Regions from separate parts of the Homo sapiens genome. Here region 2 is linked to region 1. A link is an interaction called in ENCODE POLR2A ChIA-PET data of the cell type or tissue named here. Cell type or tissue: GM12878. All regions are shown on one strand. Links, peaks and the distances in the headings refer to the core of each region. The heading gives the core; the rest is flanking DNA.

Evidence for each region. Peaks named below come from ENCODE experiments on the same cell type or tissue, not always from the same donor. Only the 100,000 strongest peaks of a DNase experiment are listed, where the experiment ranks them.
Region 2: POLR2A ChIA-PET joins it to region 1 with 6 read pairs; 1 of 35 experiments calls an interaction of 5 or more read pairs at or near these places.

What each region holds. Positions count from the first base shown.
Region 1 is chr19:46,620,781-46,625,160 of GRCh38, forward strand. It overlaps PTGIR (prostaglandin I2 receptor), which reads right to left and starts at 4,309. Exons shown (of 3, transcript NM_000960.4): 1 at 4,217-4,309; 2 at 2,678-3,457; 3 at 1-892. The coding sequence starts at 3,445. The coding sequence ends at 500. RefSeq lists an enhancer at 89-603. In GM12878, for the core only: a CTCF peak has its summit at 1,207; no DNase peak of the experiment used is centred there; H3K4me3 peaks cover 3,750 bases; H3K27ac peaks cover 2,528 bases.
Region 2 is chr19:45,562,743-45,567,122 of GRCh38, forward strand. All of the region lies in intron 1 of OPA3 (outer mitochondrial membrane lipid metabolism regulator OPA3), which reads right to left. Among named protein-coding and RNA genes, the nearest start is that of OPA3, 20 kb to the right of the region's middle. RefSeq lists enhancers at 707-1,504, 1,505-2,302 and a silencer at 1,694-1,743. In GM12878, for the core only: no CTCF peak of the experiment used is centred there; a DNase peak (open chromatin) is centred at 159; H3K4me3 peaks cover 737 bases; H3K27ac peaks cover 1,538 bases.

The DNA of each region.
Region 1 (4,380 bases), core at 381-4,380:
GGGAAGGCAGGGAGCTTTTCCAATAACTGTGGTTTTTGTGGAGCAGAAAGGGGCTGGCTCTTGGAGTGGCTTGGTAGAGGGGGAGGGCCATCCCCTGGGGACTTGGGGTGGGCAGTTGGGCCTCCTAAGTGGACGCAGATTGGAGCCAGCACCCAGACCAGAGCAGACCTGACTGTACAGAAGCCTCTGGGAACTTCTCCGCCTTCTAAATATTTAGACAATGAGATGGATGGGGAATCCAGGGCCAGAGCAGGTCGGCCAGGCCACTGGTTATTTTGAGAGAACCATTCTTTCTGCACTCCAGGATAAACGTTTCCTCTGTCCCTCACTCTCTTCCCAGAGCCAGCAGCGACTGCCCTGCCGCAGGAGAAACAGCAGCTGATCGGCCCCAGAGTTTGGGGGCCAAGGTTCCAGCATCCGCAGCCATCAGCCATGTCCCTGATTTTCTGGCTCCTGTCGCCCGAAGACAGGGCAGAGATCACAGGGTCAGCTTGAAATGTCAGCAGAGGGAGCAGGCGACGCTGGCTTCTGCTTTGGACGACGTTCCCACGGCGCTGCCGCTGGACTGCTGTGTGGGAGGCAAGGGCTCCACCTGCCCCTCGCCCCAAGCCGACAAAGGCACGCAGCTCCCCTCCTTTCCCACAGGAGCAGAGGGGGCCCTTGGGTCCCTCCTCCCTGAGGCGAGCTGGGAAAGGGGTGTCTGCGAGTCTCCGTGGGCAGGCCCGAGGCACAGGCAGCAGACCCAGAGCTTGAGTCGCTGGAAGACAGCCTTGCGGAAAAGGATGAAGACCCAGGGGTCCAGGATGGGGTTGAAGGCGTAGAAGCGGAAGGCAAGGAGGTCCCCCATCTCACTGCTGCTGTCAGGGGCGACAGCCTGGGTGAAGCAGCGGATCTGAGGGCAGGGTGAGGGCGTCAAGGAGCACCCAGGAGTCCTCAGCCTCCCCACCCTGGCTCCCTCCTCCCACTTGCTTACCAGGGATGAGGTAGGGGTGACATGTCAGAGGGGAAGGAGATAAGATAAAGACTAAGTAACAAATGTATCTGGGGAACACAGGGAGAGAAAGCCCCAGGAAATTGCCAGAGATGCCTAAGGGGAGAGGGATGGGGGCCAGGTATGTGGGTCCCCCCACCCTTGGAAGCTGGGAGGACCCTCGGGCTCCACAGATTTTTGAGTATAACGTCCCTGCAAGAAGGTGGCGCCACCCGGCTGGGCCCCCTGAAACTGCCGCAGAGCTGCGGTGGTGCCTGTGTGTATCTGTCCACGGCATCTGAGTCTCTGAGTCAGAGTAACCCCCAAAAAAGATTTAAGGACCCCCCAATCCGGCCTGGCCTCTTGCATTTTACAGAAACAGAAACTGAAGCTCAGAAGAAAGGTGGCACGACCAGGTGTCACAGACACTGAGTGGGTACCAGGGTCTGTGCCACTCCCATTGGGGAGGGGCAGGACGGGGTCCCCGCAGGAAACCGAGGTGCAGAGGCAAGGGTGGGGCCTGCTCTGAGGCAGAGGGGAGCCAGGTAGGTGGGAGATCAGGCTCTACAATGGAAGGACCCAGGACCAGGACCTGGCTCTGTGTGACTGGGCGAAAGACACTGCCCCTCATCTGTAAAAACGGGGATGGGAGAGAACGTTCTCTTGGTTTCCTGCCAAATACTGTGGAATGGGTGGCTATGATCATTTTGAAAATTATCTTAGGAAGTATCTGTAAGCCACTAAGCACGGGGCGGGCATAGAGAAGTGCTCAATGAGTGGTGGTCTTGTCATTACAGGGGTGGGGAAGGATGGGGGATGCATTTCATCATGGGGGGCTCAGGATGCCTAAGCTGGGAGACAAGGTATCAGAAGAAGTCAGATGCAGAAAGACCCCTCCAGAAAGCCAGGAGCTGTCTGACTGAGGACCAAGCCTCTGTCTGATTTGTTTTTGTTTTCTTTGTTTTTGTTTTGAGACAAGGTCTTGCTCTGTCAGCTAGGCTGGGATGCAGTGGTATAATCACAGCTCACTGCAGCCTCAACCTCCCAGGCCGGAGCAATCCTCCCACCTCAGCCTCACAAGTAGCTGAGACCACAGGCACAGGCCATCATGCCAGGCTAATTTTTAAATGTTTCATAGAGATGGGGTTTCACCATGTTGCCCAGGCTGGTCTCAAACCTCTGGGCTCAAGTGATCGTCCTGCCTCGCCTTTCTTTTTCTTTTTTTTCTTATTTTTTTTTTTTTTTTTTTGGGACGGGGTCTCACTCTGTCACCCAGGCTATAGTGCAGTGGCACGATCTCAGCTCACTGCAACCTCCGCCTCCGGGGTTCAAGCGATTCTCCTGGCTCAGCCTCCCAAGTAGCTGGGACTTCAGGCATGTGCCACTACGTCCGGCTACTTTTTATTTATTTATTTGTTGTATTTTTAGTAGAGACAGGGTTTCATCATGTTGGCCAGACTGGTCTCGAACTCCTGACCTCAAATGATCCGCCGGCCTCGGCCTCCCAAAGTGCTGGGATTACAGGTGTGAGCCACCGCATCCGGTCCTGCCTCGGCCTTTCTACATGCTGGGATTACAGGCGTGAGCCACCATGCCCACGATGTCTCACCTCTTTTGAGCCTCAGTCTCCCCATCTGTGACATGGGCACAACCCACAGAGCTGCCCTCCTCCTCTCCCCACTCCTCCCAGCTCCGGAGGGGACTCACCGTGAGAGGCAGGGAGCACACGGCCATGACCACTGTCATGAGGGCCAGCAGGATCAGGTGGTCCACCTCGTCCTCTCCGGTGCGCGGCCGTGGACCCAGAGAGCCCTGGTGGCGCTTCTGCTGGCGGTACATGCGGCAGAGGCTGAGGGTGACCGAGCCGTTGCAGAGGAAGATGGCAGCCACCAGCAGGGCCACCAGGCCGGCGTAGGCCAGCGAGAAGGCGGCGCCGCCCGGCTGGGCCCAGCGCATGCGGAGGAAGCACCAGCTGCCGGGGCAGTACTGCTGGTGTTGGCCCAGGCCCAGCAGGGGCAGCGCGCAGAAGAGGACGCAGAAGGCGTAGATGGCTGGCAGCGCCAGGCGGGCGCAGCGGGGCCCGTCCAGCTGCGCGTAGAGGTAGGGGTGGCTCAGCGCCAGGCAGCGCTCCACGGCCATGGCAAAGAGGATGAGCATGGACGCCAGGCCGAAGAAGGTCATGGCGAAGGCGAAGGCATCGCACAGGGCGGGGCCGCCTCGGGCCAGGCCCAGCAGGGAGCTGTTGCGCGCATAGGCCACGAACACGGCCGGGCTCAGGAAGCTGGTGCCCAGCAGGTCGGTGGCCGCCAGTCCGGTCACCAGCACCGCGAAGGCCGAGGGGCGCGCCGGTCGCCGTGCGCTCAGGATGCCCAGGGCCAGCCCGTTGCCCACCACACCGGCCACGAACATCAGGGTGCTGGTGGCCGGCCCCACCGAGCCCCGCACGTAGGTGAGGTTCCTGCACGAATCCGCCATCCCAGGTCTGGGCTGGAGGGTTCCCAAGGTGGGGGGTCAGAGGGAGCCAGGGCTACCCCCACCACCCAGCCCACTCAGATGTCCCTGCTGGCCAGTCCTTTTGGCAGCTGGGGCCTCCCAGCCAACCCCCAGTTCTCCTGTGTGTGCGGGTATGCAGTCCTCTCCCCTCTGGCTTCTCCAGTATCTCTCTCTGTCTCTCCCCACCTTCCTGTTTCTCTTTCTCTCTTTCTTTTCTTTCGTTTCTTTTGAGACAGAGTCTCACTCTGTTGTCCAGGATGGAGAGCAATGGCATGATCTCGGCTCACTGCAACCTCCACCTCCTGGGTTCAAGCGATTCTCCTGCCCCAGCCTCTGGAGTAGATGAGATTACAGGCGTCCACTACCACGCCCAGCTAATTTTTGTATTTTCAGTAGAGACGGGGTTCCACCATGTTGGTCAGGCTGGTCTCGAACTCCTGACCTCAGGTGATCCATCCACCTTGGCTTCCCAAAGTGCTGAGATTACAGGTGTGAGCCACCATGCCTGACACCCACCACCCCCCCACCACCTCCTGTTTCTTTCCTTCTCTAGCTCTGTTTCTGCCATTAAAGAGACAGAGAACATCCGGGCATTGCCAGTTCTTTCCCTCCCTGTCTCTCGGTCTCTTGCTGATATCTCCCTGTCTCTGTCCCCTCCCTTGTCCTTGTCCTCCCCGTACCTTTCTCCCTCTAACCCCACACCCTCTACCTGCTCCTGCTCTGTGTTGCTGCATCCCCAGCCCCTCACCGCACCTCTCCAGTCTTGCCCAGGCTCTCCTGTCCCGTGCGTCTGTGCCTTCACTTGCTTTGCTCCTCGTGTCTCTCGCTGCCTGTGTCGGTCTGTGTGTCAGCTTCTCCTTCCCTCCTCCCTCCGTCCCTCCCTCCTTCCCACCCTCCTCAGCTTGCCTGCTCACCCC
Region 2 (4,380 bases), core at 80-4,079, 1.1 Mb before region 1:
AAGATCCTGGAACAGGCAGAAAAGGACACCAGTGGAAACACTGCTGAGATAGGAATGAGGCCTGCAGGCTTTATACCAGTGTTCATTTCCTGGGTCGCCTCATTGCATTGTGGTTATGTAAAATGTTATCATCCGGAGACTCTGGGTGAAAGGTATGTGGGAACTCTCTGTACTTTTATTGTAACTCTTCTGTGGGTCTAAAATTAGTTCAAAGTAGAAAAATGAAAACAGAAACAGCCCCCAGGTGGCTCGACTGTGAGGAAATGGACCTTCTCACCCATTTGCTGGTGTAAGTGTAAATCCTTGCACACCCTGGAGTCAGTCATTCTGCTTCTGGGCATTTATGTCAGGTTCACCCGTCCAGGTGGGAAAGGCCTTGCTGGGCTCCTTAATCCTGCAGCATAGTGTATGATAACAATTTTTTTGTTTGTTTTAGAGTCGGAGTCTCACTGTGTCGCCCAGGCTGGAGTGCAGTGGCTCGATCTTGGCTCACTGCAAGCTCCGCCTCCCAGGTTCACACCGTTCTCCTGCCTCAGCCTCCTGAGTAGCTGGGACTACAGGCGCCCGCCACCATGCCCAGCTAATTTTTGTATTTTTAGTAGAGACGGGGTTTCACCGTGTTAGCCAGGATGGTCTCGATCTCCTGACCTTGTGATCCACCCGCCTCGGCCTCCCAAAGTGCTGGGATTACAGGTGTGAGTCACTGTGCCCAGCCTATGATAACAATTAAAAAGCCAAGAGAGACCCTCTGACACTATAATCTCACAAATTCCAGCATTTCTGTCAGCAGCTGAAATAGAGTAAGGAAGTCTTGTTTTTTGTTTTTGTTTTGAGACAGGGTTTCACTCTGTCACCCAGACTGAAGTACAGTAGCAGGATCATGGCTTACTGTGGCCTGGAATCCCAGCGATCAAACAGTCCTCCCACCTCAGCCTCCCAAGTAGCTGGGACTACAGGCGCACGCCACCATGCCCTGCTAATTTTTGTACTTTTAGTAGAGATGGGGTTTCACCATGTTGGCCAGGCTGGTCTCAAACTTCTGACCTCATGATCCACCTGCCTCGGCCTCCCAAAGTGCTGGGATTACAGGTGTGAGCCACCGCGCCCGGCCTTTTTTTTTTTTTTTAAATACAGATGAGATTTTGTCATGTTGCCCAGGCTGGTCTTGAACTCCTGAGCTCAAGCAATCGGCCTGTCTTGGCCTCCCAAAGTGCTGGGATTACCGGTGTGCACCACTGTGCCTGACCAAAACAGATAATTAAAACTTTTTTCAAAAAAATCAAACAAGCCACCTTGGCCCCCAGGATTCCACAGGTTAAGCCTATACCTCTGCACCTCTGCTCCCTCCTCAAGACCCAATAAAATAGCAGTCCTGGAAGGAAAGACAGCAGAAGCCACAAGAACAAAGAGAAGCATCAGGGTGGGGGTGGGGGGGTTGGGAGGGTATGCGACTAGGCGGAAGGGGAGGGAATCAATGCAAGCCTTGAGGCGGGAGCAGATGGCTGAGAGGTAACTGAGCCAGCAGGGAGGCTGCTGAGACCTAGGCACCCTGGAAGGGGGGCAGGTAGAGGGAAGAAGGGGAGAGGGGGAAAGGGCGGTGACAAGAAGCAGAAGGAACTGGAGACTAGGACCACACATGCAAAGTGACTGAGGGTGGGGTTAAGCCCAGGATCCCTCCTTGACTGGGGGTAAACCAGGAGGACTCTGAGAACAGCCCAGGGGGCAAGTGCCACACTGAAAACAAGCCTGTTCCTCTGGCATGGGGCTGGTGGGCAATGCAGACATCAAGAGCCCACTCAGCCTTGGCCTTGAACTCCAGTAACCCTGCCTGGTGTTGCTGGGGACAAAACCACACCTGCCACTGAGGTCCAGATAGGGGCTCTGCTTAGCTGTGAGCCTGGCCATGAGGTGATGACGATGGGAAGGATCTGGGTCAAAGACATCCCAGTGGCTCCCAGACCCCTGCTTCTCTGTCTCCCTCCAAAGCCATTTAAAAATACACCAACTATCTCTTTTTTAAGAGTTTGCATTGTTCCCTGCTATCTTTGAAGTTCCACCTACATTTTACTTTCTCTATAAAGTTTTATCCTAATGTGACTTTTTTATGCTCAAATGTCCTATCATAAGTCTCTGAAACAAAAATGTATCTATAAATTAAAATCAAAAATTTCATTCTTTGTGATTTTAGTTAAAACTTTTCTCGGCCGGGCGTGGTGGCTCACGCCTGTAATCCCAGCACTTCGGGAGACCGAGGTGGGCGGATCACGAGGTCAAGAGATCGAGACCATCCTGGCCAACATGGTGAAACCTCATCTCTACTAAAAATAAAGAAAAAAAAAAAATTAGCTGGGCGTGGTGGCACACGCCTGTGGTCCCAGCTACTTCGGAGGCTGAGGTAGGAGAATTGCTTGAACCTGGGAGGCGGAGGTTGCAGTGAGCCGAGATGGTGCCACTGCACTCCAGCCTGGTGATAGAGCAAGACTCCGTCTCAAAAAACAAAACAAAAAACAAAAAACAAAATTTTCTCTTGGATTGCATTATCATGCAATTTCTATTAGTATACCACTGATCGAAACTGCACGCATTACATAATTTGATGTCTAGTGGCTGGGCGTGGTGGCTCACGCCTGTAATCCCAGCGCTTTGGGAGGTCGAGGCGGGTGGATCACCTGAGGTCAGGAGTTTGAGACCAGCCTGGCCAACATGGTAAAAACCCGTCTCTAGTAAAAATACAAAAATTAGCCGGGCATGGTGGCATGACCCTGTAATCCCAGCTACCCGGGAGGCTGATGCAGGAGAATCGCTTGAACCTGGGAGGCGGAGGTTGTGGTGAGCTGAGATCATGCCATTGCACTCCAACCCGGGCGACAGAGTGAGACTAACTTTTGTATTTAGTCTAATTACGGCTAATTTTTGTAATTCTAGTAGAGACAGGGTTTCACCATATTGGTAAGGCTGGTCTTGAACTCCTGACCTTAAGTGATCCACCTGCCTCAGCCTCCCAGAGGCTGGGATTATAGCCATGAGCCACCGCGCCCGGCCACAAAAAGATTTTTAAATTAGCTGTACGTGGTGGTGCATGCCTGTGGCCCCAGCTACTCAGAAGGCTCAGAAAGGAGGATCACTTGAGCCCCCAGGTTCAAGGCTGCAGTGAGCCATGATCCTGCCACTGTACTGCAGCCTGGGTGACAGAGTGACACTTGGTCTTAATCAAATCAATCAATCAATCAAATCTGACAAAGACATACAAGAAAATAAAATTATAGAATATGTCACTGATGACCACAGATGAAATCTTTAGGAAAATATTAGCAAACGAAAGCCAGCAATATATAAAAAAGATAATATAGCATAATCAAGTGGGATTTCTGCAGGAATATAAGATTGGTTTAATATTCTTTTTTTTATTATTATTATTGTTTTTTGAGATGGAGTCTTGCTCTGTCGCCCAGGCTGGAGTGCAAAGGCGCAATCTCAGCTCACTGCAACCTCTGCTGCCAGGGTTCAAGTGATTCTCCTGCCTCAGCCTCCCGAGTATCTGGGATTACAGGCGCAGACCACTGTGCCCTGCTAATTTTTGTATTTTTAGTAGAGTTAGGGCTCTGCCATGTTGGCCAGGCTGGTCTCTAACTCCTGACCTCAGATGATAATACCCGCCTTGGAGTCCCAATGAGCTGGGATTACAGGAGTGAGCCACCACTCCCTTAGATGATCCACCAGCCTGATTTTTCTCTTTTTTTTTTTTTTGAGACGGAGTCTCGCTCTGTCGCCCAGGCTGGAGTGCAGTGGATGATCTCGACTCACTGCAACCTCTGCCTCCTAGGTTCGAGTGATTCTCCTGCCTCAGCTTCCCAAATAGCTGGGACTACAGGCACGTGCCACCATGCCCAGCTAATTTTTTTTTTGTATTTTTAGTAGAGACAGGGTTTCACCATGTTGGCCAGGCTGGTCTCAATCTCCTGACCTTGTGATCCGCCCGCCTTAGCCTCCCAAAGTGCTGGGATTACAGGCGTGAGCCACCGCACCTGGCTCAGCCAGCTGCTTATAAAATTAAATATAACCTTACCATATAACCCAGAAATTTTACTCCTAGATAATTACTGGGAGAATTTCATTTCTACCAAGAGAAATGAAAACATCCATATAAAGGCTTGTACACAAATGTTCATAGCACCTTTACTTGCAATAACTTGGAAACAACCCAAATGCCCATCACTAGGACAGTTATTAAACAAAGCATGGCATATTCATATACTGTAATAAAAGAAAAGAATACACTTTTATTAAGAGTAATAAACAAAATAACAAAATAAACTAGACAGGCATGGTGGCTCACACTTGTACCCCAGCACTTTGGGAGGCCAAGCGGTGAGGATCACC